Regions from separate parts of the Mus musculus genome. Here regions 2, 3 and 4 are each linked to region 1. The links are chromatin loops, found by intact Hi-C in ENCODE. Cell type or tissue: heart. All regions are shown on one strand.

Evidence for each region. Hi-C counts contacts between places; a loop is a spot of excess contacts. Peaks named below come from ENCODE experiments on the same cell type or tissue, not always from the same donor. Only the 100,000 strongest peaks of a DNase experiment are listed, where the experiment ranks them.
Region 2: it touches region 1 in a loop (1.9-fold over the local background); 3 of 42 quality-filtered maps call a loop at or near these places.
Region 3: it touches region 1 in a loop (2.2-fold over the local background); 16 of 42 quality-filtered maps call a loop at or near these places.
Region 4: a loop joins it to region 1, with 7 times the contacts of the local background. A loop is called at or near these places in 32 of 42 quality-filtered maps.

Annotation. Positions count from the first base shown.
Region 1 is chr7:128,243,051-128,251,050 of GRCm38, forward strand. Armc5 (armadillo repeat containing 5) reads left to right here. Exons shown (of 6, transcript NM_146205.2): 5 at 290-422; 6 at 975-2,050. The coding sequence ends at 1,767. Tgfb1i1 (transforming growth factor beta 1 induced transcript 1) reads left to right here and starts at 3,762. Exons shown (of 11, transcript NM_001289550.1): 1 at 3,762-3,958; 2 at 5,127-5,242; 3 at 5,370-5,422; 4 at 5,528-5,670; 5 at 5,837-5,924; 6 at 6,040-6,145; 7 at 6,250-6,444. The coding sequence starts at 3,946. In heart, a CTCF peak has its summit at 4,576 (motif pointing right); DNase peaks (open chromatin) are centred at 1,081, 1,541, 3,821, 4,641 and 2 weaker places; H3K4me3 peaks cover 3,266 bases; H3K27ac peaks cover 4,607 bases.
Region 2 is chr7:128,606,158-128,614,157 of GRCm38, forward strand. Inpp5f (inositol polyphosphate-5-phosphatase F) reads left to right here and starts at 5,208. Exons shown (of 20, transcript NM_178641.5): 1 at 5,208-5,534. The coding sequence starts at 5,438. In heart, no CTCF peak of the experiment used is centred here; a DNase peak (open chromatin) is centred at 4,994; H3K4me3 peaks cover 2,094 bases; H3K27ac peaks cover 1,411 bases.
Region 3 is chr7:128,293,570-128,301,569 of GRCm38, forward strand. Rusf1 (RUS family member 1) reads right to left here and starts at 4,562. Exons shown (of 13, transcript NM_145590.2): 1 at 4,221-4,562; 2 at 3,893-4,007. The coding sequence starts at 4,514. In heart, a CTCF peak has its summit at 4,544; a DNase peak (open chromatin) is centred at 4,562; H3K4me3 peaks cover 1,836 bases; H3K27ac peaks cover 1,575 bases; H3K27me3 peaks cover 260 bases.
Region 4 is chr7:128,340,851-128,348,850 of GRCm38, forward strand. Gm32707 (a long non-coding RNA gene) reads right to left here. Exons shown (of 3, transcript XR_378506.3): 1 at 5,025-8,000; 2 at 4,795-4,852; 3 at 3,453-3,949. It also overlaps the pseudogene Gm6916. Among named protein-coding and RNA genes, the nearest start is that of Gm32707, 6.7 kb to the right of the region's middle. In heart, a CTCF peak has its summit at 7,950; DNase peaks (open chromatin) are centred at 4,281 and 7,941.

The sequences.
Region 1 (8,000 bases):
CTGCCATTTGCATCTTAGGAGTGCCCTGTCTTCTGTGCCTGACTCTAGGCTGTTTCCGTCTTTGAGGGCCTAGATCTGCAGGCTGACATCCACATTTCTGTTCTCACCCTTGATTTTTAGTTCCTCACAACCTAAGCCTGTCCTCAACCAGTGCTCCTCACGCTCCTCTGTTGATTTCTTACTGAGGTTTTATGCTCCCCCTTTTACAGGCGTAGAGTCCTATCTTGCCCATAGCACCCTGCTCTTTAACGCCGCCTCCCACCCTGACCTCTTGTGCCTGTCCCCGCAGGAGAGATGCTGCTACAGAACCTGACTGTGCAGGCTGAGTCCCCCTTTGGAGTGGGTGCCCTCACCCACCTGCTGCTCTCTGGGAGTCCTGAGGACCGCGTCGCCTGTGCACTGACCCTACCCTTCATCTGCCGGTGAGGGGGAATGGGTGCCTTGCGGGGATTGTGAGCTAGATTGCAACTCTCCAGCCCTGCCCTCAGCTTGCTGAAAGACCCCTTCTGACCCCAGCCCTGCCCTCAGCTTGCTGAGACCCCTTCTGACCCCAGCCCTGCCCTCAGCTTGCTGAGACCCCTTCTGACCCCAGCCCTGCCCTCAGCTTGCTGAGACCCCTTCTGACCCCAGCCCTGCCCTCAGCTTGCTGAAAGACCCCTTCTGACCCCAGCCCTGCCCTCAGCTTGCTGAGACCCCTTCTGACCCCAGCCCTGCCCTCAGCTTGCTGAGACCCCTTCTGACCCCAGCCCTGCCCTCAGCTTGCTGAGACCCCTTCTGACCCCAGCCCTGCCCTCAGCTTGCTGAGACCCCTTCTGACCCCAGCCCTGCCCTCAGCTTGCTGAGACCCCTTCTGACCCCAGCCCTGCCCTCAGCTTGCTGAGACCCCTTCTGACCCCAGCCCTGCCCTCAGCTTGCTGAGACCCCTTCTGACCCCAGCCCTGCCCTCAGCTTGCTGAGACCCCTTCTCCCCACAGGAAGCCGACTCTGTGGCGCCGCTTACTTCTGGATCAGGGTGGCCTCCGCCTCCTCCTCACAGCACTAACGCAGCCAGCGCCACACCCACTCTTCCTCTTCTTTGCAGCAGACTCCCTGTCCTGTCTCCAAGGCCTGGTATCTCCCACTGCAAGCCCAGTCCCTCTACCTGCCCTGCCCTTGGAACTTGACTCACCTCCCCCTTGCCTCTACGAACCTCTGCTGGGTCCGGCCCCTGCCCCAGCTCCTGACCTGCACTTCGTTCTGGATTCAGGCCTACAGCTCCCTGCTCAGCGGGCTGCTTCAGCTGCTGCCTCCCCTTTCTTCCGGGCCCTGCTATCCGGCAGCTTTGCTGAAGCCCAGATGGATTTGGTGCCGCTTCGAGGCCTGTCCCCTGGTGCAGCGTGGCCTGTCTTACATCATTTGCATGGCTGCAGGGGCTGTGGGGCTGCTCTGGGGCCCGTACCCCCACCTGGTCAGCCCCTGCTGGGCTCCAAGGCCGAGGAAGCTCTAGAAGCTGCTGGCCGATTCTTACTGCCTGCACTGGAGGAAGAGCTAGAAGAAGCTGTGGGCCGCATCCACTTGAGTCCCCGGGGTGGCCCGGAGTCAGTGGGCGAGGTATTCCGTTTAGGCCGGCCCCGGCTGGCTGCCCACTGTGCACGATGGACACTAGAACCAGGGCAGTGCCCAAGAAAAAGGGCCCTGGCCCTTACGGGGCTCGTGGAAGCAGCAGGCGAGGAGGCAGGGCCCCTCACTGAGGCTTTGCTGGCTGTGGTAATGGGGATTGAGTCATAGTGCATATGCCCTAGGCTAAACTATTGGCATCCCTGGGAGAGGACCCAAGGGATGAGTTGGCTGTAAAGGAGGCTTCTCTCAGCCTGAGAGAAGACTGCAGAAGGCGCTATCCTCAGGGACGGAAGAGAAAATGGAACTGGATCCCAGGATGAAGATCTAACGATCCATAACTCAAAAGCCAATACCAGAGTCTGTGCAGGAGTCCAAGGGACAGCTCAGGCCCAGGGTCTGGCCTGACTCAGCACTATGGTATTGAAATTAAACACCTGAGATTTGAACACTGCTGCTGTGTGGGGTCGTCTGTGTGCTTTCCCCTGGGGGGGTACCCCACCCACTTACCTGCTGAGAGCTCCTCGATTTGACTCAGGCCATCTGGGTTTCAGGGTTCAAAAAAGCATCTCCTGAGGGCTACTACAGACCTGGGGTATGGTGGGTTTTCTCTAGGATGGAGTTTTGAGCCCCAGTGGAGGCCTGCTTTCTGTTTATAAGTCCTCATTGCTTAGACACAGCCACCCATCTAAATACATAACCTGGCCAGGGTTAAGAGGTTTGGGCTGGGTACTTGTGTGGAGCATGGCAGAACACTTCTGTCTTCTGACTGTCCTTTACCTGTCAGGCTGTGTCTGTTCCGAGCTCTTGAGCCAGTTTTTTCAAAAACCATTTATTAGTGTAGTAGGTATGTGCAGGCCGTGCTCCCTATGTGGAAGTCGGGACAACTTGAAGGGAACCATTCTCGGCTTCCATCATCTGGCCCTAGGGACCAAATTCAGGGCATCTGGCTTGGCAGAAAATACTTTACCTGCTGAGCCATCTTATCGGTCCAAGCCAGTTAAATGTCAACTGCTTAGTGGGAAACCTGCTATGTTCGTATGGTTTCTGAGGCCCATTCTTAGTCACTTTCAGAGAAAGCCCCTCTGCTGGCACACGGGTGAAGGAAGGGTTCCCTTGCCTGGGCTCTCAAGAGCCCTAGACTAAGCCTGCCAGGGCCTGGGCATTTCAGAAAGGTGAGGTAAGATGGTTCTTGCTGACCCTGAGCCTCTGGGGTTTCAAATCTCTGCCTAGGTTATGCATTAGGGTGTGCTGTGGTGGCACACACCTTTAATCCCAGCATGGAGGAGGCAGACCCAAGAGTACCTCTTTGGAGTTCTAGGACAGTTCCATAGTGAGATCCTAACTTTTGAAAAAAATGTACTTAGGCCTGGTCCCTTTCTGGTTGATTTAGGCTGGCATGGAGGGCTATGCTGGGCTTCAGTATTTTTACCAAATTTCCCAGGTTCTGACTTGCTCCAGAGTTGGGGCCCCACATTCTATGGCTTAGATCTGTCCTCCAGGATGCCTGCAAGACAGCAGCCATCTGTCCATACCCATCTCCAGGTGTTTCCAACTTGACTTCTTTAGGGGTCAGTTCACAGACAGCTTCATATCACTCTGTGGCTGGTCAGTGGCGTTTTCTTCTCTTTCACCAGTACCTTAGGAAAGGGTTATTTTGGAACGGGCTCTGGTCACCTCCTCCGTGTTAGGAATGGGTTTGTTATCCTGGGAGTTTACATGGGGTTAAGGTCTGAGGTTTGCTTTCCCTGTTCTGTGTATCTATTCCCAGGTCTGTCTTTCAGGGAAAGTCCTGCCTTAGAGTCTGGATCTCTGTTCTCTGTGAGACATTTCTTATTATGTATGCCTCCTGCCGTTAGGCTGGCAGTCAAAACCTGTAGTCTGCCAGATCCTTAGAATGTCACTCCTGCCTCTAACCAAATTCCGCAAGTCTTTTTAAAATGCCCAGGGTGCGAGCGGGGCCCTACTTTGAACTCTGCTGGCTTTGGGAGGTGCGGGCTTGGGGCCCTCCGTTTATGAGACTCCTTAGGCAGGAGCTATGGAAGAACCACTCTGACTTGGTTTCAGCTTTAGGGACTCGCTGCCGCTGAGGCAAAGGCTGGGGTGTGGCCTCCTCTAAACAGAGCCACAAAGCTGGATTGGGTGGGCCCTAGTGCTGTCTTTCTTCATGTCTCCATGCTCCCCCTTCATCGCTCCCCCCCCCCCCACTGTATCCCAGCGGGTCCCGGCTTCCATACATGGTCACGGCCCTGCTTCTAACTCCCTGACGTCCCCCCCCTCCCCGTCCTCCGCCCCCACCGGACACGGCCCCCGCCCTACTCTCCCCAAGCTGTCCGCCAGCGCACCGCCATGGAGGACCTGGGTGAGTGAGGAGATCCCCCTAGCCTCTCATCCTTCCCCGCATCTATCCCCTTCCCAACTCACACTTCTTCCCCATCTCAGCTTTCTCTCTCCATTTTCTCGCCTCAGCCTGCCTGTGCCTCCCTCCCAAATCCACATACCCTTTCCTGCCTCTCCCTTTCCTGCCTCGCTTGCGACAAGCCGCTCCCTCCGTTCTTCCCTGGCTCTCTCTGCTCACTCAATCCTGCTTGTGCAATGGACAAAGTGTTGAGGCACCCACGGGGGCCTGGATTCAGAGACTCTGGGTAGGAAGGGGTTAAGAGATCACTGAGTCCCGGGACTGGGAAAATAGACTAGAGAGGAGAGTGTGACCTGGAGTTTCGGAGATGAAAAGGACCTATATCAGGGTTTCAAGAAGAGTTGAGTGCTCCCAGGTAGAGCAGAGGTCAAGAAAGTCCTCAGGGCAAGAAAGAGAATAATAGAGAATGCCAGGGTTATAGAAAGAAGTCTAAGGCTTCTACCGTAGAGGCTCGGAGAAGAGTAAAGGGACGGGGCGTAGATAAAGCGCCCCAGGCATCTCGTCCCCTCTATTCGCCTAGGCTGAGACTAGAAGACTCTGCTCTTCGTGGCAGAATTTCTAGATCCAGCAGCAGAGGGCGCTCGTCAATAATAGTACATGGATAAGACGTACACCAAAAAGCCGCTCCCTGCCAGGGCCACTTAAAGGACAGGGCTAGACTTCAGTGTGGCCAAGTGGACCAAGCTGGGGAGAAGTAGTAAGTATGTCACAGCAAACATCTAATCAGGAAGTTGGGTGTCAAACATACAGCCGATTGAACAATTTGGGTACAGTAAGAGACAATCTGGGCTGCACCAGAAAAGATGGAGAGAATAAAAGATCATTAGTTGGTTTGTACTTGGCTCCCAGGGTAAGTCAAGGGAGAGGTCTGATCATAAATACCCCGCCACCCCATCCCTCCCCCTCCGCCCCTCCATCCCCACTCCCCCCGCGCTACTATTCTACTTTTTTGCCTTGGTCTGACCCTGTGAGTATGGTTTTGGCCGCTGCCTTTAACACCGGCTTTCTACCTTTTAAAACACGGACACTTGAAATCCTTTATACTCTAACCTCTTAAGACCTTGACATCCCCTCCTTCCCAAACTCTCACCCTGAGGGCCTCTCACCACAGATGCCCTGCTCTCTGACCTGGAGACCACCACTTCACACATGTCACGGTTAGGGGCTCCAAAAGAGCGCCCACCAGAGACACTCACACCTCCCCCACCCTATGGCCACCAGCCACAGGTGAGATGAGATTTTGGGTTCTGGGGGTAGCCATTAGGGCCTGGGTTGGTCTGGGCTAGGGGACATCAGAGTCTGAGTGAGGCAAGGAACATGACTGTCCTTCCACAAATACCTCTACTCTCTATAGACAGGGTCTGGAGAATCTTCAGGAACCACTGGGGACAAGGATCATCTATACAGGTGAGGGGCCTGGGAACTGGGCTAGGAAGATGGGGAAGCCAGTTTCAGTTCAGAGGAGGGGACTCGGATTCCCTACCCTAAACCCAGGTTCCCTCCTGCCCTTAGCACAGTATGCAAGCCTCGGTCCCCAAAGCCTGTGGCCCCTGTGGCTCCTCCATTCTCCTCTTCCAGTGGTGTGTTGGGCAATGGCCTCTGTGAGCTAGACCGTTTGCTTCAGGAACTTAATGCCACCCAGTTCAACATTACAGGTACCAGGGTTACCGAGACAGTCTTGGATGGCTTGGGGACAGGGCAAAGAAGGGCAGAGTCTAAGGGACTCAAACTGTCCGAGGAGCCATTAAAGGACGGGAAGCCTTCACTGGGAGGGTGGACTGATATGGGCTCCTTGCCAGTGTTGTTCTCTCATCTCTCCAGATGAAATCATGTCTCAGTTCCCATCTAGTAAAATGGCTGAAGGGGAAGAGAAGGAGGACCAATCTGAAGACAAGAGCTCACCCACTGTGTGAGTTTGGTAGAGTGGGCAGGGCTGGGAAGCGGATGATGGGTCCTGCATGCCTGACTTACCAGAGGGGTGTTAGGCTGGCAGGTTCTGAGGTGATTCACGGTGTCCTCCACAGCCCTCCCAGCCCATTCCCTGCCCCCTCAAAGCCTTCAGCCACCTCCGCCACTCAGGAACTGGATAGACTGATGGCCTCGCTCTCTGACTTCCGTGTTCAGAACCATGTGAGTCTGCAAGGATTTTGGTCCGTGTCACTTTGTGGCTCACCAATCCAGTCGTGATGCTTCCAGTCTGTGGCTTTGTTGACTCAGTGTCCTCTTTACTGCAGCTTCCAGCCTCAGGGCCACCTCAGCCTCCAGCAGCGAGCCCCACCCGTGAAGGATGCCCATCTCCACCAGGACAGACTAGCAAAGGCAGTCTGGACACCATGCTGGGCCTGCTGCAGTCTGACCTCAGCCGTCGTGGTGTCCCCACACAGGCCAAAGGCCTCTGTGGCTCCTGCAATAAACCTATAGCTGGGCAAGTAAGTTCAGTACCTTGAGCAGTGGCATATACTCACATATCCACCTTTAAGAATCAGACTGGCGTGGTGGTGCACACCATTAACCCCAGCACTCAGGAGGCAGAGGCAGGCGGATTTCTGAGTTCGAGGCCAGCCTGGTCTACAAAGTGAGTTCCAGGGACAGCCAGGGCTATACAGAGAAACCCTGTCTCGAAAAAACCAAAAACAAACAAACAAAAAAAAGAATCAGACTTTGTGGTTTTTCCCTTTTAAAATGTTTCCTCACTCTTTGAGAATTTAATGCATGTACAGGTTAGATACAAAGTGAGATTCGTGTTAGATACAATGTATCTTAACACCTTCCTCTATTTCTTCCAGTGCCCCTTTATATTCCCAACTTCATGTCATCTTTTTTTTTTTTTTTTAAAAAAAGTCTACCAGGTACAGTTAGTGCTTCCAGTGTGTGAATGGGTGTAGGGCCATCCTTTGGAGCACTGGCCCCTGCCAGGGGCTACATCCCTGAAGAAAACAAGTGCCGTCACCTAGGAGCCAACAACTGCCAATCACTCCTCAGCTAGGGGAAGGGCTAAATGAGCCCCTTCCTCATTCTTGCTGGAATTTTGACTGGCTCCATACTGTGTAGGTCTCATGAAGGATCTACAGCTCATGAGCGTGTGAGTGCACCAGCCAGGCATGCTGAGAAAGCACAGCTTCACAGCTGTCAACCTCTGGCTCTTACAACCTGGCCACGCCCTGTTCCGTGATGCTCGCTGAGCCTTGTGGGGACACTGTGGGAGATAAATGCTCCAATTAGGACTGTGTGTTTGCCCCTTTCAATGAGTATCTTGAAATGGAATTTGTTTTTCCTTGTGATGTTGAGGCCAGAACTTAGACCCTTGCATTTGTTAGATAGACTTCCCCTCACTAAGCTTTGCCCTAACTCTTGGGACAGGTGTACTGGAATTATAGGGATGCACGGCCCCTTCCCAGGTTATATGTAATTCTTGGAGATTGAATCCAAGACTGTGTGTGTGCTAAGTGATCAGTCTACCACCTCTAGCCCAACCCTTGGGATTTTGAGACAAGGTCTTATGTACTATGTAGCACAGGCTGCCCTAAAACCCATGATTGTGCCCCCTTTACCTCCCAAGTTCTAGAAATTTTAGCATGTGCTACTATGCCCACCTGAAATGGACATTATTATTTATATTTTATGTGTTTTTTGAAAAAAAATTTGAGGGAGTGTCTCACTGTAACCTAGGTTGACCAGAAGCTCACTCTGTAGCCCAGACTGGCCTTGAACTCAGGGCTATCATCGTCCTCCTCAAGCCTTCTAAGTGCTGGATGTACAGGAGTGAGCCACCATGCCCAGCTATGGTTTATGTTTCCTTCCTTCCTTCCTTCCTTCCTTCCTTCCTTCCTTCCTTCCTTCTTTCTCTCTCTCCCTCTTTCTTTCTCCCTCTCTTTCTTTCTCCCTCCCTTTCTTTCTCCCTCTCTTTCTTTCTCCCTCCCTCCTTCTCTTTCTTTCTTTCTTTCTTTCTTTCTTTTTCTTTCTTTCTTTCTTCCTTCCTTCCTTC
Region 2 (8,000 bases), 360 kb after region 1:
GCCCTGGACATCACCAAGACGAGGGACATTAGTATTCCCTTGGTCAGTCTGGATTTTTCGGGTGAGTCTTTCTGGTATCCAAAATGGGTTGTTTTCATTCTGTGGGAAAACACAGACAGCTCCCCTGGATCTTACCAAGATAGGATCCGGGCCATACCATTTATTATCAAGGACATTTTTCCATTTAACCATCTCATTGGGCCTATCTGGCTCTGTACAATGACGTTCAGCCGCAGTATGGCCATGAACATCAATATTTAAAAAATTGAGTGTAAAGAGTGCCATAGACACCGACACTCTTGGTGCTCGGGGTACAGTCTCCTCAAAAGTTCCCCTCTTCTGTTTTATAAGATAGGCTTTGAGGGTGCGATGCGCACGCTCAACAATACCCTGTCCTTGAGGGTTGTATGGAAGTCCAGTCAGGTGGGTCACGTCCATCTGACGGCAGAACTGCTGGAATTTTTGAGACGTATAAGCTGGTCCATTATCAGTCTTAAGGAGTCTGGGTTTCCCCCAAGCACTCCATGCCTCAAGGCAATGTTGAATCACATGTGAGGCTTTTTCTCCGGTTAACGGAGAGGCAAACATGATGCCAGAACATGTGTCAATGGACACATGGAGATATTGAAGTTTTCCAAAGGAAGAAACATGTGTAACATCCATTTGCCAGACCTGTAGAGGTCGAATACCGCGTGGGTTAATTCCCACATGAGGAACTGGCAAGAACTCACAGCAGCTTTGACATTGAGTAACAATGTCACGGGCTTCTTTTCTTGTCAAGGAGAAACGACTGCGTAATGTTTCAGCCGTCACATGAAAATTGTTATGAAAATTTCTTGCAGCCTCTACCGGGGATGATAGGGCAGCAGCCACCACTTTAGTGGCCTTATCTGCCAAATCATTTCCCAGAGCCATGGGGCCAGGTAGGCCTGAGTGGGCTCTAACATGAGTAATATAAACAGGAGATCTTCTAGATAACAAAACTAATTGTATCTGCTGAAAAATATTGGCAACTCTACTGGAAGGCTTAATCACTCCAGCCACTTCTAAAAGATTTACTGCATTAACCACATAATAGGAATCTGACACAATATTAAGGGGTTTTAAAAAGGTTTTTAAAACTTCTAAGACCACTAAACATTCTACCACTTGAGGTGAATTTTCATTATACTGTTTGGATACCACTTTACCATTAGCCACATAGGCACCTATGCCAGTTTTTGATCCATCAGTATATACCACAATCCCATTTTTAAGTGGGTTTCTTACTGTTATTTGTGGAAACACAACAGATTGATTTTGGGCAAACTGTAAGATTGGATGCTTTGGATAATGGTTATCTATTTTTCCTGAAAAGGAGGTAACTAAAACTGCCCAATCATTAGATGTGGCTGCCAAGGTTTGAACCTGTGCAGCAGTATAAGGTACAATTAAAAGATATGGACTTTGCCCAAAGTGGGTGATTGCTGCTTTTAGGCCTTTAAGGGCAAGCTGTGCAATTGCATCAGGATACCAATCTATTATTTTAGCTGGGGATACGTTTGGATGGATCCACAACAATGGCCCATTCTGCCACAAAACTGCAGTTGGCAATTGTGCTGTCTTAAAGACACACAAACTGAAAGGTTGCGAATCCTCAATACGTTGTAATTGTGCATTCTGTAAGGCCTTTTCCACTTTTTGTAAGGCCTGGTTAGCAGCTAGAGTAAGAGTCCTAGGGGAGGAGATATGAGGATCTCCTTCTAAAATACCAAACAAAGGCCTTAACTCAGCGGAAGGAATCTTTAAAAAAGGTCTGAGCCAATTAATATCTCCCAACAGCTTTTGAAAATCATTTAAGGTATGGAGGTGATCTCTTCTTATCTCTACCTTTTGGGGCACAATCTTATCTGGGGACACCACAGAGCCCAAGAATTGTCCTGTATCAGAAATTTGGACCTTTTCTGTGGCTATCTGTAAACCCCACTGACTTAAAGTTTTAAGTAGAAAAGGATATGCCTTTTGTAGCATGGTAAGGTCTTTATGGCACAGGAGGATGTCATCCATGTAAAGGAGCAAAATTAAAGAGGGGAATTGTTCCCTCACTGGCAAAAGAGCTTTTTGCACATAAAGCTGGCACATTGTAGGACTATTGGACATCCCCTGTGGTAAGACCTTCCATTGATACCTCTTATCAGGTTTAGCAGAATAAGCTCTCTGACCCGTTAACAAGTCAAAAGTCCAATCTCTCTGCTCTGGAGTTAAAGCAGCAGCGTTTGCTCGGTCCTGCGCTTGTGCAGCTTCGTGCCAAAGCGCTTTCCATTCCATGTATTTGCCCATACTAGGGAGAGCGGCTTTTACAACCGTTTGCCAGTCAGCAGGAGTTAGTGCCATGCCAGCGAGCCTGTCTAACTGCACCAAGGTAAAATTAGCATTGGTTCCGTATTTACGAACCGACTCAGCAATTTCTTTAATCTGCACATATTCTACCGGAGCGTGGACACGCCCACCCTCGGCTCCTTCAAAGACTGGAAATGCCTGTTCTATTTTCCTTTGTTCCTCTCGGGGAATGAATGAGTCTGCGCACTGCCTCTCTGCGCACTGCCTCTCTGCGCATTGCTGACGCACTACGCAGGGCGGGGACTCCGCATAGGGCGGGAGTGCACCTGGTAGCCGATTGCCCTGAGGCCAATTAGCAAACTGGCCTTCGCCAGCCGCTTTTGGCTTTTTCCTTAAATGACTAGTTAGCACTTTACTTGGCGGCTGGTATCCTTTTCTTTCATAATGAGCCGCTTTTTTCTCCCAGTCTGTTTCTTCAGAGCACAGGCTCCTTCTCCTAGAGACCTCCGCTAATTGATCTTTCTTCTTTTCCCTTTTTCCTCTTTTTCTTCTAATCTCTCTCCAGGTATTCTTACCTGACCTAAACTTTTCCTCGGGTTCAAGACCCTTGGAAAGGCCTGTATACTTATTTTGTGTACCATATTTCCTCTTTGTTCCTATTCTCTCTCCCCGCTTTACTTCTGATAGCTTGTCCTGAATTTCCTCTAGAATTTTCAGCCCTATCTTAATCACTTGATAACATGTGAAAAGGAACAAAAGGGCTCCTAACATTAGAAAAAATTCAAGGCCAAACATTTTCCACTTTACTTCTGATAGACTGTCTTGAATTTCGTTAGAAAGTTCAAGGCCAGGCTTACCTCGTGAAGCTGTACTCACTGGTACTCTCGTTCCCCAGCTGAAAAGTTCTGAATTCATACAGTTGAATCCTTCTTAACAGTCTGCTTTACGGGAACCTTTATCACCGTCGTTCCCCAGCTGATGAGTTCTGAATTCGGCAGTTGAATCCTTCTCAACAGTCTGTTTTATGGGAACCTTTATAAACGTGATCCGCAGTTCTGGTTCCGGAATGAGGGATCCTCCTTGCGCCAGTCCCGAGTTTTTTTCTCGTCCCGGAATTCGGCACCAATTGTTATTAGACGCGTTCTCACGACCGGCCAGGAAGAACACCACAGACCAGAATCTTCTGCGGCAAAGCTTTATTCTTACATCTTCAGGAACAGAGTGCAAGAAGCAAGAGAGCAAGAAGCAAGAGAGAGAGAAAAGCAAGAGAGCGAAAGAGCAAGAGAGAGAGAAAAGCAAGAGAGAGAGAAAAGCAAGAGAGAGAAGCAAGAGAGAGAAGCAAGAGAGCGAAGCAAGAGAGAGAGAGAAAACGAAACCCCGTCCCTCTTAAGGAGCATTCTCCTTCGCCTCGGACGTGTCACTCCCTGATTGGCTGCAGCCCATCGGCCGAGTTGACGTCACGGGGAAGGCAGAGCACAAGTAGTCATAAGATACCCTTGGCACATGCGCAGATTATTTGTTTACCACTTAGAACACAGCTGTCAGCGCCATCTTGTAACGGCGAATGTGGGCGCGGCTCCCAACACAGCAGCACCACCACCAGCAGCACCACCACCAGCAGCAGCAGCACCACCATTTACTTTATATTTATGAACCTGTGCACTACACCCATACAGGAACAGAGGTCAGAAGAGGTGTCTCATCACAGTTGGTTGTGAGCTGCCCTGGAGGTGCTGGGAACTGAACCGGAGGTCCTCTGCAAAAGTAGCAAAGTACTCTTGAGCCACCCAGCTCCGGTGGTTAGGCCTCTTTTTTTTTTTTTTTTTTTTAAAGATTGCTTTAAAGGAAGACAGGAACATACAGAATTGGGAGTCTAAGAGTGTAGTAAAGGTCACGAATTCAATCAGTAGAGACTAAAATTGTCCCAAGATCACACAGAACAAGACAGACCCAAAGTCTGGAGACTGGGAGATAGGTCTAGAACTGGAAGCTTTTTCTCCTAAATCTTTCTGGTTCAGATTGACACCTGGCCATTTTACCATCTCTGAGTGACGTCCCTTTTACTGACTTCCTGTAGGCCGGCTTCTCAGACTTTGCTGTACCTTCTCCTCACTAGCCCAGCTAACTCTAAGTGTGTATTCTGTGGAGACACATCTCCACTAATGTGCATTTACTAAATGATTATTGGTGTCCAGGTTCTAATAGGAAATGCCAAAACAGAGCGGCCTCTGCTCAGCCGAGTGCTAACTTGGGGTAGAACCCTGGAGACAACCATGGCTGTACTTCTGGGCTTGGTTTGGTCTTTGCTCAGACTAGGGGTAAATGTACTCCGAGGAGGAAGGAATGTCAGGTGGATTCGGGGACTTGACCAGACTTTTCTAGGAGCTAATGGAAGGAATGAAGGACTGGCTTGCACATCAGGGAAAGATCAAGAAATGGCTGCATAAAGGGCGTCGAGCCAGTATAACCAGACTTAGGCTCAGGGCCTGCCTGAGGTCGCAGCTGGTAAGGCCGGCGAGTGGGAGAGGCAGAGGAGTAGAGGCTATAGACAGAGAGGGAGGAACTGAAAGAGGTGCGGCGAGAGCTGAAAGGAGAAAGAGGATTGAGACACAGGCTGGGAGAGGGCTGAGCCAGAAACTCGTGGGCGGGACCAGGGCGGGGCCTAGGAGGGCTTTCGGAGAACTACAGAGGGAGGCGGAGTCGGAAGGTCGGAGGAGGAGCCTGAGCAAGGGCGGAGCCTAAGGGAGAGGGGAGGAACTATAGGAGGGAAAGTTGCACGCTGAGGGGAGGAACCTGGGAGGAGGCGGAGTCTAGAGGGAGCCAGGATGAACTGTAGGAGGTGGAGTCTCAGGATAGGGGGCGGAGCCTAGGTACAGGAGTTGTGGGGGGAGGGGGAAAAGGCCTCCCGGGCCTCGGCCGCCCAAGCGTGTTCTTGGCCCGCGGGTCAGGCCCCCGAGTGCTTCCCCACTCTGTTCTTCCGTGGGCTGGGTCCTCGGAGTCTCCTTGAGGCACGGACTCTGGTGGTCTCGGTGGAGGAGGACTCCAGCATCGCTCCAGGGCGGGCCGCTGCCGTGCCTGGGCCGGGGGACCGCCGCCTCCCGGAGCGCGTGGGGCCGGCATGGAGCTCTTTCAGGCTAAGGACCACTACATCCTGCAGCAGGGCGAGCGTGCCCTGTGGTGCAGCCGGCGCGACGGCGGCCTGCAGCTCCGACCGGGTGAGGCGCGCGGCGCGGGCTGGGTGGGGCGCGCGGGCCAGCTGGAGCGCGGGGGGCGCGGCCCGGCCCCTCCGGCCCCGGGATCGCGAGGCTGGGCGGGACGCTTGGGGATGTCAGCGCTAGTCCTGAGGGGAGCGGCCGCCGCTTCGGGGAGTCCTCCTGCCTCAGGGAGGCGGGGAAGGCCGGTCACCCCCTTTAGTGCACCTCTTCCAGTATCTGGGGCCTGGGGTGCGGGGATAGGGTCCCTTATGAACCCCTCGTAGGCCTCCACCTGCAGCGTCTTCTCACGGTCCAGCGTGGGAAGTTCTGGGTTCCAGTCCCATCAGTTCAGTGGAACCTAATGCGGGACACTCCTTCTTGACATCCTTGAGTTGTTCCCGGTCACTTATTAAAGAGTGACTTCAGGACGGTTACCTCACAGGACTTGATCGAAAACTAGTGTATGAATTGCCATTTTCAAGAAGAAGTCGTGTTGGATGTCTGTCACACACAGTTAGGAGAGGTCAAAGTCTCCAGCCATCAGTTTGCTTTAGAAAACTTTGTTTGCAGTTAGTTGGCTTAAATAGTAGCTCCTGTTCTCAGACAGCTGCGGTCAGTTATCGCTCGGAGGAGTTTGGGCAGCTTCTACTTAGTTCTCCAGTGCTTTTTTCCTTCATTGGTCAACACTTTTTTACTTTAGGAAAAGTGAGACTGGAACTCTTGAACGAGCCACGGCATTGGACGTTTTCCTGCGTTCTTTGAGTACATCCAGTAGAATAACTTCAAGGGAGCTTTTTAGGTCATCCTGTTACCTCTTATGGGATGGCTTCTGAGGACAGGTCCTTTCGTGTCTTAGTGCCAATCCCCACAGCAGCCTGAAAGAGTAGGGTCAGGATCTTCTTTCTCAGGTGAGGAGAGAAGTGTGAGATCCCAGAAAGTGGAGCGGTTTGGTGACACTTTTCATCAGTGTCCATTGTGTCCTTACGGAGACCTGCAAAGTTACTCTGCTAGAGCGGTGAAGAACAACTTTTTTTCTTCTTCAGAAATATGGCTCTGGTTGTATTTTCTTGCCGCTGTATTTTATTTCCTCTTTTCAGAATGGAGGCACTACGGTGGCCACAGTAAGACTTTTGGTGACCTTGGAATAGATGATGGGCCACTTTATTCTAATCTGACCACTTTTCCTAGCCTGTCACCCTGCAAGGTGTAAAGCAGGGGGGAATTTAGCTGTAAAAGTCCCGCGGGCCAAATTCCTGGCAGCTGGAATGCATAAATGGAGGGAGCTTGGAGTCCTTCTCAGCTCATCAGACAGGACTTTTCATCTCCGCAGGTCAGTTTTCTCAAGCAGAAAGTTTAGCCGGGCCCTTTCCTGGAGCTAGCCCTGAGGTTTGCTCTTTGTTTGTCCAAAGTTCGTATCAGAGAGCAAGTGTAAAACTTTTCACCATTATCAAAAGTTTGGTATAGCATCACAGTTCAGTGTATCTCATTTCGTAGATACGTATCCCATCACCCACAAACGTAGGTAGCGCCTAGAGGAAGGCAGAGGCCATCATAGTTCAGATTTAACAGGCCATTGGAAGCCTTAGAAAGTATCCTGTAGTTATTGACTAGTTTAACCTATCCAGTATTTAAGATCTCAAATACAGCTATTTTAGTAATATTTAATTGATCTGAATGCTGTTTAGGTCTTTTTTTTTTTTTAATCTATACAGAGTTATTTCAAATTCTCTTTATTGAACATTGTCTTCTCTTTGTGGTGAGTGTTGCTGTTGTTTAAAGTGACAGAGTTAAAATCTTTAGTTTTTTTTTCATCTTGATTATTCAAGAGCCGAATAGACTTCTGACCAAGTTTGGTTTTTTTTTTGCTTTTGTTTTTGTATTACAAGTGGTGTTATAGGACCAACCAGTGCTGGGATTGTGATTTTTACACACTGAATGACCAGAAACAGGAAGTTTTCTTTTTCCTGGAGATAATCAGGAAAAAAAAAGTGATAATGATATTTAAGGTTAAAATTACCACTTCTGTAGCTTGGAATCCCCGTGACTTTCTGTCCCCCTCCTGCCTACTTCTCTGTGTAAGACTCATATTCAAGGCTGTCTGCCCTGGGCTAGTCTGGCCCTCATCCATGGGGCAGTTATTGGTCACATTGATTTTCTTTCTTGACATTTTGCGTACTTTGTACATACTACAGTTATAACCCTCCCTATATATTTTGTGATGATAGTTTGTGTCTTCTCCAGTGGACACAGGACTCCTCAGCACAAGGCCTTGCTTTACTAATACTGGTGTCTCTGGGCTAAAGAGTGTTTATGATACAGAACATACTTCATGACTGAGTTAACCTGAATTAAATATAACTCTAAGTTTCCTCACACTTAAATTATTGCTGTGGAAAAAAAAAAAGATGATTTAGGCCCCATTTTGATGTCTCCCCCCTCCCCATCTTGCTGTGTAGCCTAGGCTAGCCTAAAACTGACTATAGTTGG
Region 3 (8,000 bases), 51 kb after region 1:
CATTTCTCAAGGGAAACTTTAAAAATCAGAAGGGCCTGGAGCAATGTACTTACCTACTGCCAGCCTAGGCTACTGTACCCAGCAGACTGATGAAGAAACAGAATAAAAGAGCCCATGTACACTAACCCAGCCATACAGAGAGTTCTGGAAGCACTACTTTGGACTAAAGAGAGGAGATGACACAGCTGAGACTATAAAAACAAAACAAACGAAGCAGTAATTACCGAAACAGTATATGACTAAGAACACAGAAAGAAACAAAAATACAACAACCAACACATACCTTTTAATAATAACTTTAAATATTAATAGTCTCAATTCTCCAATCAAAAGACATGGGTTATCTGAACAGATGAAGAATCAAAATCCACCTACCTGTTGCCTACAAGACACAGGCTCCTATCTTCAAGTCAGGCAGAGCCTGAGAGCGAACGGTTGGAAAAAGCATCCCAGAACAGAAACAGAGGAGCACTTCCACACCTCTCCTAAGAAGCGGCATCACTCTAAATACCAAAACAGTAAAGACACAACAACGGAAAGAAAACCACAGGCCTGTATCCCTCAGGAGCACGCATGTAAAACCCTCAGTAAAATCCCTACAAACAGAATACAGGCAGACAACACAAAGGCCATCTACCAAGATCAAGTTGGCTTTATCCCAGAGCTGCAAGAATGGCTCAACATACGTATCAACACATATAATAAATCATATAAATGGACTTCAGAGACAAAAATCACATGATCATACCAAGAGATGCAGAAAGGGCCTCTGACAAAACCCAACAGGACTTCATGATCAAGTGCTAAAGAGTGCAGCACTGGAGGGAAGATACCTCAGTGTAACCAAGGCTTCTTACGGCAAAACCACAGCCAACATCATCTTCGACAGAGAACACTCAAAGCAATCCCATCATCGTCATGACTGAGACAAGCTATGCACTTTCCTGACTCAATACAGGGCTAAAGCGCTAGCCGGAAAGACATCAAAGGCATCCAACTAGGACAAGACATCAAATGATCCCCTATCTGCAGATGATATACGTGAGGGATCCTAAACGTTCCACCAGATGTCTAGACAGAACCCAGGTCAAATGCGCACCTCTGCTGTATTCCCAGATTTGCATCTCCAAAATGCTCAATGCTACCCAGAAAGCCTATGGGGACTAAGGTTAATACAGAACTCGAGTGGGACACAAAATGTTAAGCACTTTGCATGGTTTTTTTTTAACCTTTTCTAACAAGTAAAGGCTCATACTACTACTAAATGCCACTGGGAAGTACTACTAGACCAGGATGTCTGCTTTGAGATGGTGCCCTCTATGTACGTTAGAAAAGCTGAACTCACAAAATCTCAATAATACGGTTGCCTAGACAAGACCTGACCAACGATAGCAGCTGACATGCCAGCATGGACGGGAGGGGCCGCACGAGGCTCCAACCCAGATAAAGAACTACAGGGAAGTTCACAGTTGCCAACACTGGGAGAATCCATCTTCTCTAAATATATGCTCCCTGATAGGTTGTCTAATCCCAACAAAAATGAACTCAGTGATATGTGTACACATGTGCGTGTACGTGTACGTGTGTGTGTGTGTGTGTGTGTGTGTGCGTGTGTAACAATAATAATTAAAAAATAAGAGGCCATAAATTTTAGGGGGTGCTGAAGGGAGAAGAGGAGATAAATTATGTAAATATAGCATTCACATATTAAATTTTCAAAAAAATAAATTTAAAAAAAGGAGACACAAGAGTCAGCTGGCCTGGGGCTGCTTGGAGTTCCTCTATGTGAGAAATAAATAACTCCACTGGACTGGCTACTGTCGGCACTAAGAGACACATTATACAGAAGAGGGCAATAATGCCTGGCCTATACCCGACTACTAAAATAGTAACTGCTACAGATATTACCATTGTTGGTTCTGATAATTAACACGTTCTAACAGAGTGCTGCAGTAGTTGTGGTTCCGTGACTGAAAGCCACTTGGAGAAGAAAGGGTTTATTGGCTTACTCTGCTGGCTCACGGTCCACCAAATGAAGTTAAAGCAGGAACTGAAGCACCGCAAGAAGCTGGAGACAGGAACTAAAGCAGAAGCACAACCTGCACAGGGATGGCACTGCCCAGTGGCCTGGACCCTTCCACAGCAACCAGCAATTAAGAAAGTTCCCCACAGGCTCAGACCAGTCTGATAGAGGCATGCTCTCAACTGAGGTCCCCTTTTCTCTGTGACCTTAGTTGGTTTCAAGTTGACAACAAACCAACCAACCAGGACAATGTGTGCCTGAAAACGATTACGACATGCATTCCAAAGCCAGGTTAATGAGTGCATGCCTATAATTCCAAGTAAAGACATGGGGTTATATCCAGTGATACCTGGGGATCTGGGCTAGCCTGGGCTACAGAAGATCCTGTGTCAAAAAGAAAACAAACAACAAAAATCCCAAGGGAACTTCTCATATGGTGCTCTGCTTATAAACATCTCACTCTTGAGGGAAACAAGCTTGTAAAATCCTTTCTAATTAAGAGGGCGTCTTTTAACACTGGTAACAGGTTCTCGAGTGCGGGTACTTTCATATCTTGAAGTGGCCTCAGCTTTTCTTAAAAACCTGTTAGACAGATTAGCATCATGCTGGTGATAAGAATGGGATGTTTAGAAATGACACTTAAGAAACCCAATTACTGACCCAGTTTTGAATTGGCTAAAGGAGAGCAATGGAAAAGATCTCATTAAACACAGTGTGATGCCGTGAAAAGGACTAACTCTCCTAGGCTCAGATCCAGGCCCTATAACTCAGCAGGTGTGTAACCGTGGGTACCTCTGTTTCCCCAGCTATAGTGTGGGGATAACAACACTACCTGTCACACAGCCACCAAGAGGTCTAATCAGCAACACAAAGAATGGCATATAATAAACACTGTCAGCATCTATGTGTTGTGGTGGCGGTGGTGGTGGTAGTGGTGGAGGTTGGCATCCTTAAAAGATGAGACACTGTGGCCAAGAAGCCCTCGGTCACCTCTGCTCTGACATGCCCTTTCAAGGGGTGATACTTAGTTACAATGTGCTGGGTTCTAACAGATGAGCATAAACAGAAGCCTCCTGACCTAGAGTCCAGGGAGGCTTACCCAAGATGTGGTGAGGTCTAGGATAGAACAGGATGTCCTTGCCCCGCCCCTAAGGTTCATTTAAATACCACTGGGGATAACAGGGAAAGACAGAGGCCAGAAGACTGAGCCAAGGACCCTCCTAAACGTGAAACAAGTGTTGAGTTCCCTTTGGTCTGCTTCCCTCACCAGGTGGCAGGCATAATACTAGATTATCTTTGATTTTCTTAGTGACTTTTTTCAGAAGGCTGTATACTCTCAGCACACGGTTACTATAATCTTACTGCAGCACAGTCAGGTACCCCAGAGGGGTCAGAGTGCATTTTAGCATTTCCTTAACTACCAATTTAGGACCAGCCACATGCCCCTTTGCCCACTGGAAGTACCCAACTTTCACCATCCCGGGAAGCTGGCGGGTTTTTTTTACGTAATAAACTGCATGTCTATGCAATCCTGCATAAAGTAAGATTAAAGGTAATTTAAGGAGGATCCCGGATGATTTCGGGATTCTGAAGTTTGCATGGGTAACAAGGTGAGCCACTTAGGCTGATTCACTGATGAGGGCATTCCAGCTGTGGGCAAAGATTCACAGCTTCTGTGTACTAATCAGGCTGCAGACCATAAATGTGTATATGCGCACGCGCACAAACACACACACGCACACGAGAACCACTGTTAGAGGTCAGAACAGTTCAAAACAGCAAGGCTAGGGTTTGCAGTAAAGGAAAAAGAGGCCAGAGACAGGAAGCAGGGATGAGATCAACAGGTAAGGCTCCCAGGTTCCAGCTCACCTTTCACGAGCCAGGTGGACGTGGCAGCTGAAACGGAGGCTTTTGCGTTGCCTACCCCTAAGCCCTGCAATACTGCTTGGGTGGCTAGAGAGCCGGAGAGGCTGGAAGCAAAGGCCTGGAGAGAAAAGAAGTGGAATGAGGAGAGGTGGCAGGAGCACGGAGCCTACTGTGCTATACCAGCTCTCACTGGTTCTGTGGGACCTGGAAAACTGTCAGGACTATGCAATGCACCCTAGCCTTCCAATGTGCACATGCAGATTGCAGGGGCCTATTCCCCGGGTCCCCAGCTATAAACCGCCCCCCCCCCACGGCAATCGGCCAGCCGGACCTGCACGGAATCCCACAGCTGGTATGGCAGGTAATCCGGGCTGACGCTATCTGGGAAGCCCTGAGGCAGCAGCACGGATCTGAGGCCCGAAAGAGCGGTCAGTGCTGCCCAGGGTCCCCCGCCTCCACCCGCGTGCTGCCCAGGTTTCGCTATCGGGGCCCGGGAGAGCCAGCCCCAGCGCCGAGCCCCGTCCCACTGCAGGCTCCCATCGGCGGCAGCGCTGCAGCCGCGCGGGGCTCCGGAGCCGAACTGCTCCGTGCACAGCGGCGCCCGTAGGCTCGCAGCGTCAGCCATCCTCAAGTTCAGCGAGTCGGTCCAACGCGGCAAAAAGCTAGGCGAACTACATTTCCTGTTTGGCTACGGTGGCCACAGAAGGACACTAATCTTTTATTCTCTTGGAACTCCGATTATTGTGTGTCCTGCCTTCCTGGGGCACACCCCAGGACTGCACCTGACCTACCTATCGTTCTTTGGACCCTAGGAGCAATATAGGGGCCGTTGACTCTGAACTCCAATCGGAAGAGGGAGAGATGGCTTCCTGGGGAAATAGTTGTGGTGGAGACTCCACTCAGATCTCAAACTTTTAGCTGTGTAACTGGAGTATCCCTCTCCGTCGCAGTGCTTTTTTTTGTTTGTGAGGCCAAGGACAATAGAGTTTTTGAAATTTTTTAAGTTAGCTTGTGACTTAATGAGCTTCATTATGGCATTTTGATTCATATTTTGCTCCCTTTGTTCCTATTTACCACCCGCCTCCCCCTGTTCTCTTGCCTGACTCCTACTATGTAGACATCCACTTACCCACTCCACCCAGCCCTCCTCACCCCAATGCTGCTTTTATGTCACATGATCTCTATCTTCCTATTTCTTTAAGATCCCTTCTTCCCTCCTCAGGGTCCCATTTCTAATTTCATGACTTATACCCCAGCCCCTCCTCCCACACACACACATACACACATAAAATTCCAAATCTAGGACTTGCATATGAGAGAAAACACGGGGCATCTGTGTTTCTGCAACAGTCTTTAAACTCATTTTCCTGCAAATGTTATTATTTCACTTTTCTTTATGGTTGAATAAAATCTCACTGTAACTCCACATTTTGTGACTCATGTGTCTCCTGAGAGATCCGGACTGACTCCATTTCTTAGCTGTTCCGAATTCTGCAGCAGTAAACACACATGTACAGGTATTTCCGTGGTAGGACATGGCGTCCTTTGGTGTATAGCTATAGGTAGTAGAGCTGTAAGCCTAAGGCAGGTCTGTTCTTTTTTCCTTTTGATTTTCAGAGCAGCTGGAGCAGTTTACATTCTGTAAGGGGCTCTTTGCCAACATTTGTTGTTACTTTGTTACTGGGGAAACCGAGGTTCCCATGGGAACTTAGGCTCCTTAATAAGGGGATTTGGAGGCTTACTAGCTAAATGCTCCCAGTTCTTCCAAGACATCAGCAGTGGGTTCCCAGCATTCATGTTAGGTAGTTCAAACCACACGTAACTCCAACTTGAAGAGGGAGCAGACACCATCATGGATGTGCACCTACACACACACACACACACACACACACACACACAAAGAGAGAGAGTTTGGTTTTTTTTTTAATAAAATAGTTTAGAAAAGGAGTACACAGGAATCTTTTTTTTTTTTAGATTTATTTATTATTATATGTAAGTATACTGTAGCTGTCTTCAGACACACCAGAAGAGGGAGTCAGATCTCGTTAGGGATGGTTGTGAGCCACCATGTGGTTGCTGGGATTTGAACTCAGGACCTTCGGAAGAGCAGTCGGGTGCTCTTACCCACTGAGCCATCTCACCAGCCCAACACAGGAATCTTGAGGACAGTTTATTAGTTTAACAGTACAGGTTAGGTGGAAATCCTGGCAGTTACCAGGAGGAAAGAGGAAGGAAAATCATGCCTTTTAAATTAGGCACTGGGGGCGGGGGAGGGCGGGGGGGCGGGGGGGGAGCTGGAAAGATGGCTCAGTGGTTAAGAGCACCAACTGCTCTTCCAGAGGTCCTGAGTTCAATTCCCAGCAACCACATGGTGGCTCACAACCATCTGTAATGGGATCCCATGCCCTCTTCTGGTGTGTCTGCAGGCAGTGACAGTGCACTTACATAAAACAAATAAGTAAATCTTCAGGAAAAATTTCTATAAATAAATAAATAAATAAATAAGGCACGGGATAGTAGACAGCCGGTTAAGGAAGGGTTACCAAGAGTGGAAGTGGGCTAGAACTGAGGAAGGAACCTAAACAAATCCAGCCAAGCGCCATGTAATGACCTCTACAAACACATAACAGAAATGGTGCCCCTGACGTTGCCCATTCCCACCCCTTGAGAACATGCTCCCCACAGTGGTCTCTCTGGCCACTGTCACCCTCATCCCTTGTTATTATGTGCTAATCTCTATTTTCTACACTACACTCTGTGTGTCTCACCTGAATTCATTTACTAGAGAACACAAGGGCTGGAGCACTGAAGGGAAGCCAGAGCAAGATGCAGTAACAGCATTGTCTTTGCCTTCACTGCGTCTCTGTGTCCTTTGCTGCCTCAATCTTTGCTTCAGACCATTTCAGCCCAACTCTGCATGCAGATATATTAATCACTAAAAACTCTTTTGTCTAGAACAAGAAACTTGCTTGTTTCTCTTCCCTTCCAAGGCCAAAGACTTCAAAATTAAGAGTAACTAAACCAAATAGGGCCACTGGAGTGGTACCAAGAAAACACCAGTCTTTAGGAGGTTGTTTTTAAAATGTCTTTAGCTGTCAGATCTTTGTTGCATGTGGCTATCAGCTCTTTCTTGCATGTGGCTCTGCTCTCCTCTCTATAAAGCCTTTCTTAGCACCTGCCAGTTTTTATTAGCATCAGCCTCTTTGTTTCCTTGGCTTTCTGGCTTTCCAAACAAGCCCTTTCCTTCACCCCAGTACTTGTCCCCAAGTGGTTGGCTTTTTCAAGTAACAAGTAGACAGTTTGGTTCACTCACACCCTGAGAAGTGATTCTCTGCCCTTTGGCTCTCCCCAAATTAGGGTATTATTTCTAAAAGGCCCCTAAGGATGCCTGGGGGTAAGAACATCAAGAGGTTGCAGGACTATGTCAGAAGACGGCATAAGCAGGGGAAGTCCTCGTTTCTTCTCCTGGGAGAGCTCTGTAGAGTTGGGGTCCATGCTAGAGGGTCTCTCTCCCTCTGAGCTCACCCCTTTTTCTTTGGCTCCGTTCCACTTCCCATCAAGTTTAGGGAACTGACCTTAAAGGAGGAATTTACCAAAAGCATCTTTTTTTTCTTTAAATTAGAAATAAAACATGGTTGTTCCTTAGCCTGGAATTCTTGAACACACTCTTGGCACTCTTCCCCCACACCATTTGATTCCAGTTAACAGCTCCGTTCTGTAAACTTCTGATTCCTGAGGACTGCTGACTCCATCACAAACTGTGGCGAGGAGTACTCTTCCAACCCAAGCCACCATATCTGACCCCACACAGAGTCTGTCTAAGGATGAAATAAACTGGCACTTTTAATGAAAATTTGTGTTTCCTGGAAGAATGAAAAATTCCAAGCCAGTTTCTGTGAATGAATTTACCCAGGAAACTTACATGAAACACGGGTTTGTAACTGTGAGATCTTGGTAAAGTCAATTGTTTCTCTGGCATTCAGTTTTTCCATCTGATAAATGGAAAGAATACTACTACATACCAGATAGAGTCAGGGTGAGAGCTAAACAGGTTTTAAATGGAGCAGTCTAAGTCAGATTTGGCAAGTGATATATACTATATTTACTTACT
Region 4 (8,000 bases), 98 kb after region 1:
GCCTGTTGTACATTGTAATAAACTTTTGTAAAAAAATAAAAAATGAATAAAGTAAATAATGCAATGGCTTGCTGTCTCTAGTGTTCAGCAATTCCTACCTCAGCTGTGAATTTAAAGTAAACTCAGTCTGGAATCCCACTAGAGCCTACTGTTCCATCTTCATTGTACTCTGAATTCTGTACCACTTTGAATTAAACCAACTCCTTTAAAAGCCTAAAAAAAAAAAAAAAAAAAAAAAAAAAAAAAAAAAAAAAACCAAAATTCCCGTGGAGCCCACGTTAGAGAATATGAGTTATTAGCAGACCTTATTATACCATCTTTAAAACAATTGATTATCTTTTTATAAGCAGGTGGTTAGTCAAACCAGAATTTAAACCCAAAATTCCCATGGAGCCCACGTTAGACAGAATTTGAGTATCCTGTAAGACTTATTAGAGCAATATATCTTTATACCATCTTTAAAGCGACTGATTCAAGCTTTCACTAATGTCTGCCTATAGGAAGCAGGTAGTTTTTACTTGTTAAGCTCTCTGCCTAGAGCAGCCATCCTGTTATACCATCTATCTGTTGAGCTCTCTACCTGGAGCCACAGACATTTATTAATTAATACCTGTTTATAGCAGGTAATTATCACTGCCTTCTCTACTTGGAGTCAGTGACTAATTTTCCCTATCCTAGTTCCAAACTACAGGTGAAATTCCCCACATGATTCAGACAAAATCTGTATATAAATCTATTCCAAAAAGCAAATAATCCCAATATTATAAATTCACAGTTAAATCAATATCTGCCCCAAGATGTAGGCAGCTTCCTTTCTCTGGCTCTCTGACTCAGCAGGGGACCTCAGAGCCCTCTTTCTTTACAAGACTCTTTCCAGTGACACCTTTCTCTCACTTAGAAAATAAAACTCTAACTCTCAAGCTAATAATCTTAAATTCCTAGTGAACTCTTGCCCAACATGTCAGTTCACCATCCATTGCAGGAAATAGTAAAAAACAAAACAAAAAACCCAAAAAACCAAAAAACCAAAAAAATTTTCCTCCATAACTTGCTTCTTGGTCATAATGTTTTGTGCAGGAATTGAAACCCTGACTAAGACAGGTGGAATACAGTCAGGTGGGCAGAGGGGTCTGTGGTGTACAGTATGTGCCTGGAGTGTGTAAGTCTGAATGGAAAGGTTGGATATGCAGTGGGGGAGTCTTGTGATATAGTGGATGGGTGTTTTGGATGCTGGCTCAAGCCTAGAGTTCCTCTACAGTGAAGGCAGGGAAGGTCGCACTAGGTTTGTGCATTCTTTGTGGGTCCCAGGCTAAATCCCCTAAACTGCAGAGAAGGCATGGATGAGGAGGTCAGTAGTAGTTACCATGATAGAGCCTAGAGGAGAATCTGAGATATTTGGGTATGGAGTGAAATGGTGGAGATGGTACAAAAGTCCTGTGGGTGGATACAGATAGGGAAGAGCCTAGAAGCCTAGAATTTGGCTTCAGTGCAGAAGGTGATGGGACTAGACCAGGGCACAGACTAGACCTGGAAAAACCTAGAGGTCATCTTGTGGGAAGCCACATGTGCCGTTGCTGAGTGGCACTGACTACTGCTGGCCACCACGCATAAGATTGGACAAACAACCAATGTGTACATATGCAGTAAAGTTTTTTGCAAAGACACTGCCTGGCCCAGGCATGATAATAAGGTTCTGTAAGGTACTGAGAGTATAACCAATCAGATGTGAGACATGCAAATGAGGTATGATAATGAGGTTCTGTAAGGTACTGAGAGAGAGTAGCCAATCAGATGAGGAACATGCAAATGAGGCTTAGTGCATAACCAATCCGGGTGTGAGACACGCCCCTCCTAGGCCTATAAAAGCAGCACTAGTTCTGGGCTCGAAGTCTTTTCGCCTCTACAATCAAGCTCTCCCAATAAACGTGTGCAGAAGGATCCTGTTGCAGCGTCGTTCTTCCTGGCCAGTCGAGCGCGCGCAAGACATCTGTTTCAGGGCTTGTGTGGTCAGAATAGGCCAGGGCACTGGCTATGGGACCCAGGCTAGATCTAGCAGGTTGCAGAAAAATAAGACCAGGTGGTGGTGGGGTTACTCAACAGGCTTGACCCTGGAGGAGGACTTAGGAAGCCTGGGTATGGAGTTCATGTGGATTCTTATAGAGAAATTCATAAAAACTGAATGGATGGAGAAAGGATGAGTAGATGGATAGTGAACAGGTGATGAATGGATGGGTAGGCAGATGGATGGATGGATGGATAGATGGATGGATGGATGGATGGATAGATGGATGGATAGATGGATGGATAGATGGGTGGATGATAGAGGAATGATGAATGGATGGGTGGATAGGTGGATGATAGGTAGATAATAGACACACCTATCCACGTACCTGCATTGACATCTGCTTACACCTTTGCTTTGCTCTCCTTTTTGACACAGTGCTATATGCTTGGTCTTCACACAGCCTTTGTCATGTGCTCACCAGTGCATGTCATATGTACATGCTTTTAGTTCTGGGTATAGTTTTGCTGGGTATATTAGCCTAGGTTAACTGCCATAGCCTTTGAGGACTTGGAACACATTGCTCCCTGGCTCTTCTGGATTTCCACATTTCCACTGAGACATCGGCAGTTATTCTGTTGGATTTTCCTTTATATGTGACTCTTCGGTACTTCTGGGATGAATCTATGACATTTTGTTAAGGTGGTGATGAGGGTGCAGTAAGAAATTTTTTATTGCACAGAAGCCTGAAAAGGGTGTCAGATTCCCTAAAACTGGGGTCACCTACAGTTGTGAGCTGACATGTTGTTGTGGGAATCAAACCAGGGTGCTCTAGAAGTGAGTTCTGTTAACCACTGAACCATCTCCAGTCCCCACTATACCCCCAAGAGATGGTTCAAAGCCCAGGTAGGTTGAATATAATCTTTAAGGTAGAGGACACCCTTCTTCACTGAAATAAATATGTGTGCAGAACATCCTGTTTGTGGAAGCCTTGCTTGTCACTGGGGACACAGTCATGAAAGTTGTTGTGCACCTTCTATCTGGGGAGACACCATCCATCTTGAGAAGAACTCTGAAGCCATAGTCAGAGCCCTTGAGCACAGTGGAGCACCATCCAGGAAGGCTTTCTGCACAAAGTGTTTGAAACACCTGCTGGGTGGCAGATGGAGGATGGGGGAAGGTTTCCCTGACCCAAGACTCCAGGCCTTCTGAACTGGACTGCAGCTCCATCCACTCACAAACACTTCATGGATACACCAGCAGTCCAGTTCAGTAGTGATGGGATAGCAAACATGACCCAGCAGTGGTGGCATGACCTAGCAGAGACAGCCAGGTTTCCACTGAATAGGCACAAGTCAGCAAGAATGACCAAGACCAGCAGGGACACCAGAAGTTCTCTGCCATGTCTCTCTCAACGAAGTGAAGATCAGCGACAACTAGAGACCCATGATGCATTGCAGACTCTTATTTATTCTTCCTCCAAGCATCACATGTCCTCCAGAAGTGGTAGCATACCACCAAAGTTTTTTTTGGTGCGTTTCTCTCTATGGAGTCACAACAAACGCAGCTCAACTACACATGTAAGGCGAACCAAGACATGTGTGTCATTATCAAAGAATCCTTTTTCACATGTCCTTCCACGTGTTTACTTTAGCACAACAACCTTTCACCCGTGTCTGCTTCAGCAAAACATTCTTTGGCATAACTGACTTTCCAAAGAAACCAGAAGTTTCCACATTACTCCAGCTTCCTTTTTGTGTCATAGAGCTCCAGGAAGGATTTGGCAATGGATCTGCCATCCATCTAGACTAAGTCTAGAAGAAGAGGAAGTGTCACTCTGCCAGTGATGTGTATAAAAGGCACAGTGAGGAGTGGCATGTAGCTCCGAGTCATACCCACACCCCACGACCTCTTCAAACTGTACTTCAGCATGGTCAAGGTGGACAACTGGAAGAAGAGGAAGCACTGGTCAGGCAGAGGTACCGACAGAAGGCTGGCAGTGATACTTGATTGTGCCACCGTTAGCTCTCTACGCAGTGTGACAAGCTTGTAGAACAAGTGTCACAGCCATGGTTAACGTATCACTGATGTCATATATCATGGTCTCAAGGGACCTCAACAGGGACATGCTGAGAGAATGAGGCAAAGATGACTCCTGCTTCTACCCTTCCCTGCACCTACCCTGGCCCTCCAAACCTCTCCAACCCAGGCTTTGAGCTGGAGCATTTGGGACAACCAGGGACATGGCTGTGCCTCTGCTGCTCCCTTGTGGTTACAAAGGGAAAGGCAGTGGCCAAGCCTCATTCTCTGGCCTGTGGCCCTCATCTTGCCACAGGAAGAACCATCAGAAGCCTCAAGCTTTGCTCTGGGTTCTCTTGGGGATTATGGTCTGGACCTCCTCACACACAGCACCTCTGTCTGGCCACCGTGGCCTGACTCCTCCAATGGGTTAGATTCAGGCTACTGCAGGGCCTGGCCTGAGACCCATGGAAGCAACTGTACACACAGCAAGGTCACTGGTTTCCATCTCGGCAGCCTTGCCCTTGAGGTCCAGAAGGTCACACATCTAACTTCCCGGTACCCTGAATCCAACCCTGAGGCCCAGACCTGCACCATCCCTAGCCCCACCCCCATCCCCAAGCCTGACCTCTGGACAGCCCTCACCTCCCCTTAAGCCCTCCAGACACCTGAGTCTCCCCCATCACTCCAGTTCACCTGTAGTCCTTCACCTCCAGGGAACCTACTCTCCCTTCTCCCACCCCACCCACACCTCCAATCGGGCTGACACGCACCTGGTAGCACGCTAGCAAACTGGTAACACTGTAGGCGGGTGTTTTGTTCCATCTGTATCTAAGAAGTAGACAAATGTTGAATTAATAGTCAAACTTTTAAATGAAGAAATTTCACATTAACACCCTGGTTTTCTGCTTTTGTGGAAAGCGGAAGTCTTGACGAGCTGTCATTGCCACCTGGCAAGGGCTGATGAGAAAGCAGCCCAACCCATCTTCAACCTGCCTCTCACCTGTGTCATCCTCACCGGTGCTACCCATCTTCCAGCACTGCGAGCTCCGGGGCTGCAGTAGTAGTAAGCTTAGCAACTGCACTGCCATGGATCTCTTGTTTCTTGGGATGAGACAACATAGCCCAGTTCTTTACATCTGGAAAATATTAGCTCAGAGCTGAAGAGATGGCTCAGCTGGTAAAACACGTCTTCACCAAGCCTGGTGACCTGAATTCAGTTCCTGGAACCTATGTGTAAAGTAGAGGGACAAAATCAGTTCCACCCATCTGTATTTCCTGACACTGAGATCTGTGGCACTGACACAGTGTAACTAGGGTATAGGAAGAGGGAGTGTGTAGTCTTCGGTACCCAAGGAAGCTAGCAGGATTAGCTCCCCCCATGCTTGCTAACTACCCAGTGTTGTATCCCACGCAGTGCCTAAATCAGCTAATCCTGCCACAGATCTCGATGTCAGGAAATACAAATGGGGGCATGAGTTCTGAAGCCCCCCATTGGTTGTCCAGAGACTTGGGTACTCTCTCAGGTGTGGAGGACCCAGAAACACCCCTCCACACTAACCTTCAGTTTCCTTACCTGCCAATGAAGCCCACGACAACTCCCCTCCCCGAACCTGCCATAGACGCTGAAGATTGAAATGTGACCTGAATGGAAATTACTATCTTGAATATCAAGAAGTACCACATGTGGTTCCACTACTGAGCATCTCCTGTCTGGGTCAATTATGAGTCAGTGTGAAGATGCCCCACTGAGTCTGTATAGCCCAGGTTCACAGTCAGAGGTCCAAAAGAGCACCACCAAGCAAGAGCTGTTGGTGCCTGTGTATCTTCAAAGTCCCAGCAGACTAAGAACCATTGGCAAGGGTTGGGGGATGGGGCCAAATAATGACAGTGAAAGCTACATGAGTGTGGGGGTGGGGACTGCCTTGCTGCAGCTCTTGAAAGTTGGCAGATATGGTACAGATCTCTTCCCAACCCTCTGCTCAACCACTGAAGGAGGAGAGCCTGCAGCAGACCCGGGGCCCGGGGGGTAGTATTGACAGCACAGCAATTAGCAAATAATATGAATCAGAGATCTACAAGATCCCCTCTTCTGGTCGTTAACCATTTGTTAGCACAGCTCTAAGGATGTGAGGAACGGTCCCTGCATCTTATCTTTGGCATCCTCTTGCAGGTGGAGGTTCCCTGATCATCAGGATAAGGGGCAGCAGAGGATCGGGGACCCAGAACTCCCTGGTGGTTCTGAACAGTGTCCATGATCACCCACCCACCCACATGGTGGGACTGACCAGGGGATCCTTTCTGACACTAAGGGGGTTGTCAGGACGTTCTGCAAATGCCACCTACGAGGAGGCTTCAAGTGTGCGGTGGGGATGCCAGTCACAGCAGTGGCTCTCAAAACTGGCTGCCTGTTTGGAATCACCTCGAGATAAAGCAAAGGAAAGGCTCTGGGCTGGGGCTGCTTAGTTGGTTGAATGCTTCTCTAGCATGCGTGGTTCGGTCCCCAGCACCATAGGATCTGGATGTTACGGCACACAACTGTAACCCCAGCAACTTAGGATGTGGAAGCAAAAGGGTCAGACATTCAAGGGCATCCTTGGCTTGTCTGGAAGGCAAGCCTGGACAACACAAGACCTTCTCTCAAAAGAGGGAAGGGCAGACGAGGAGATAGCTCATCCAGTAACACACTGCTTGCATTGCTAGTGTGAGTCCCTAAGTTCAAAACCCAACACCCACAGAAGACCGGGTATGTTGCTGTGTACTTGTAATCCCTGCACTGAGAAGGCAAACACAGGAGGATCCCTGGGGCTCCCTGGCCAGCCAGTCTCATCTAAATGAGAGCTCCAAACCATTGAGAGGCCCTGTCTCAGTGAAGGTGGATAGTATTCCTAAGGATGACACCCAAACTTGTCCCTTAGCCCCTACACACACACACACACACACACACACACACACACACACACACACACACTCAGAGAGAGACAGACACACAGAGACACAGAAAGTTAGACACAGAGAGACACAGAGGGAGAGAAAGAGAGAGAGGAAAAGAGAGAGAAAAATAACACCTCTCTCATACACACACACACAAAACAGAGAGAGAGACACACAAAGACACAGAAAGATAGAGAGACACAGAGACACACAAAGAGAGAGAAGCACACACTCAATTGGAGAGAGACAGAGAGAAACAGAGAGACAGAAATACAGAGACACAGAAAGAGACAGAAACACACACACACACAGAGACAGAGAGAAACAGAGAAAGAGGCAGGCACACAGAGACATAGGTAGACACAGAGAGAGACACACACACACACAGAGACAGAGACATGCATACATAGAAACATATATAGAGAGAAACACTCACTCAGAGAGAAAGAGAGAGACAGACACACAGAGACACAGAAAGATAGACACAGAAAGAGACAGAGAAACACAGAGACAGACAGACACACAGACAAGCACACATAGAAACATACAGAGAAAAAAAGAGAGAAACACACACACACACACACACACACACACACACACACACAAAACACTAATCTTATACCCAGGATCCAAATAGCCTTGGACCAAGCCTGGGCATCAGGATTTTTTCAAACTTCACATAATTCTAAGATCACCTGGGCTGAGAGCCACTGCATTACAGCAAAGGCCACCATTTGGGAGTTTGTTGTTTGGTTGTTTTTAAGTTTGTTGGGAGCTATGGAATAGCCACTGCTCTGTCAAGAGTAACAGCAAAGACACAGCAGTGGTTTCTTGGTCCATGCCCCATGTTGTAGATGAGTTGAGCACCCAGTCTGAGCTTTGCCAAAGAACCAGAGCCATACTCCTGGCCTTTGGGCTATCTGTTGCTATGGTGATGGGATGAGCTCATGCATGACACAGGATGTAGTTCTCAGTCTCTCCACAGGCTCCAGGCTCTGTGCCAGGCCCCAGGGGACACATGGTGAATAGGACACTGGGTTATTTC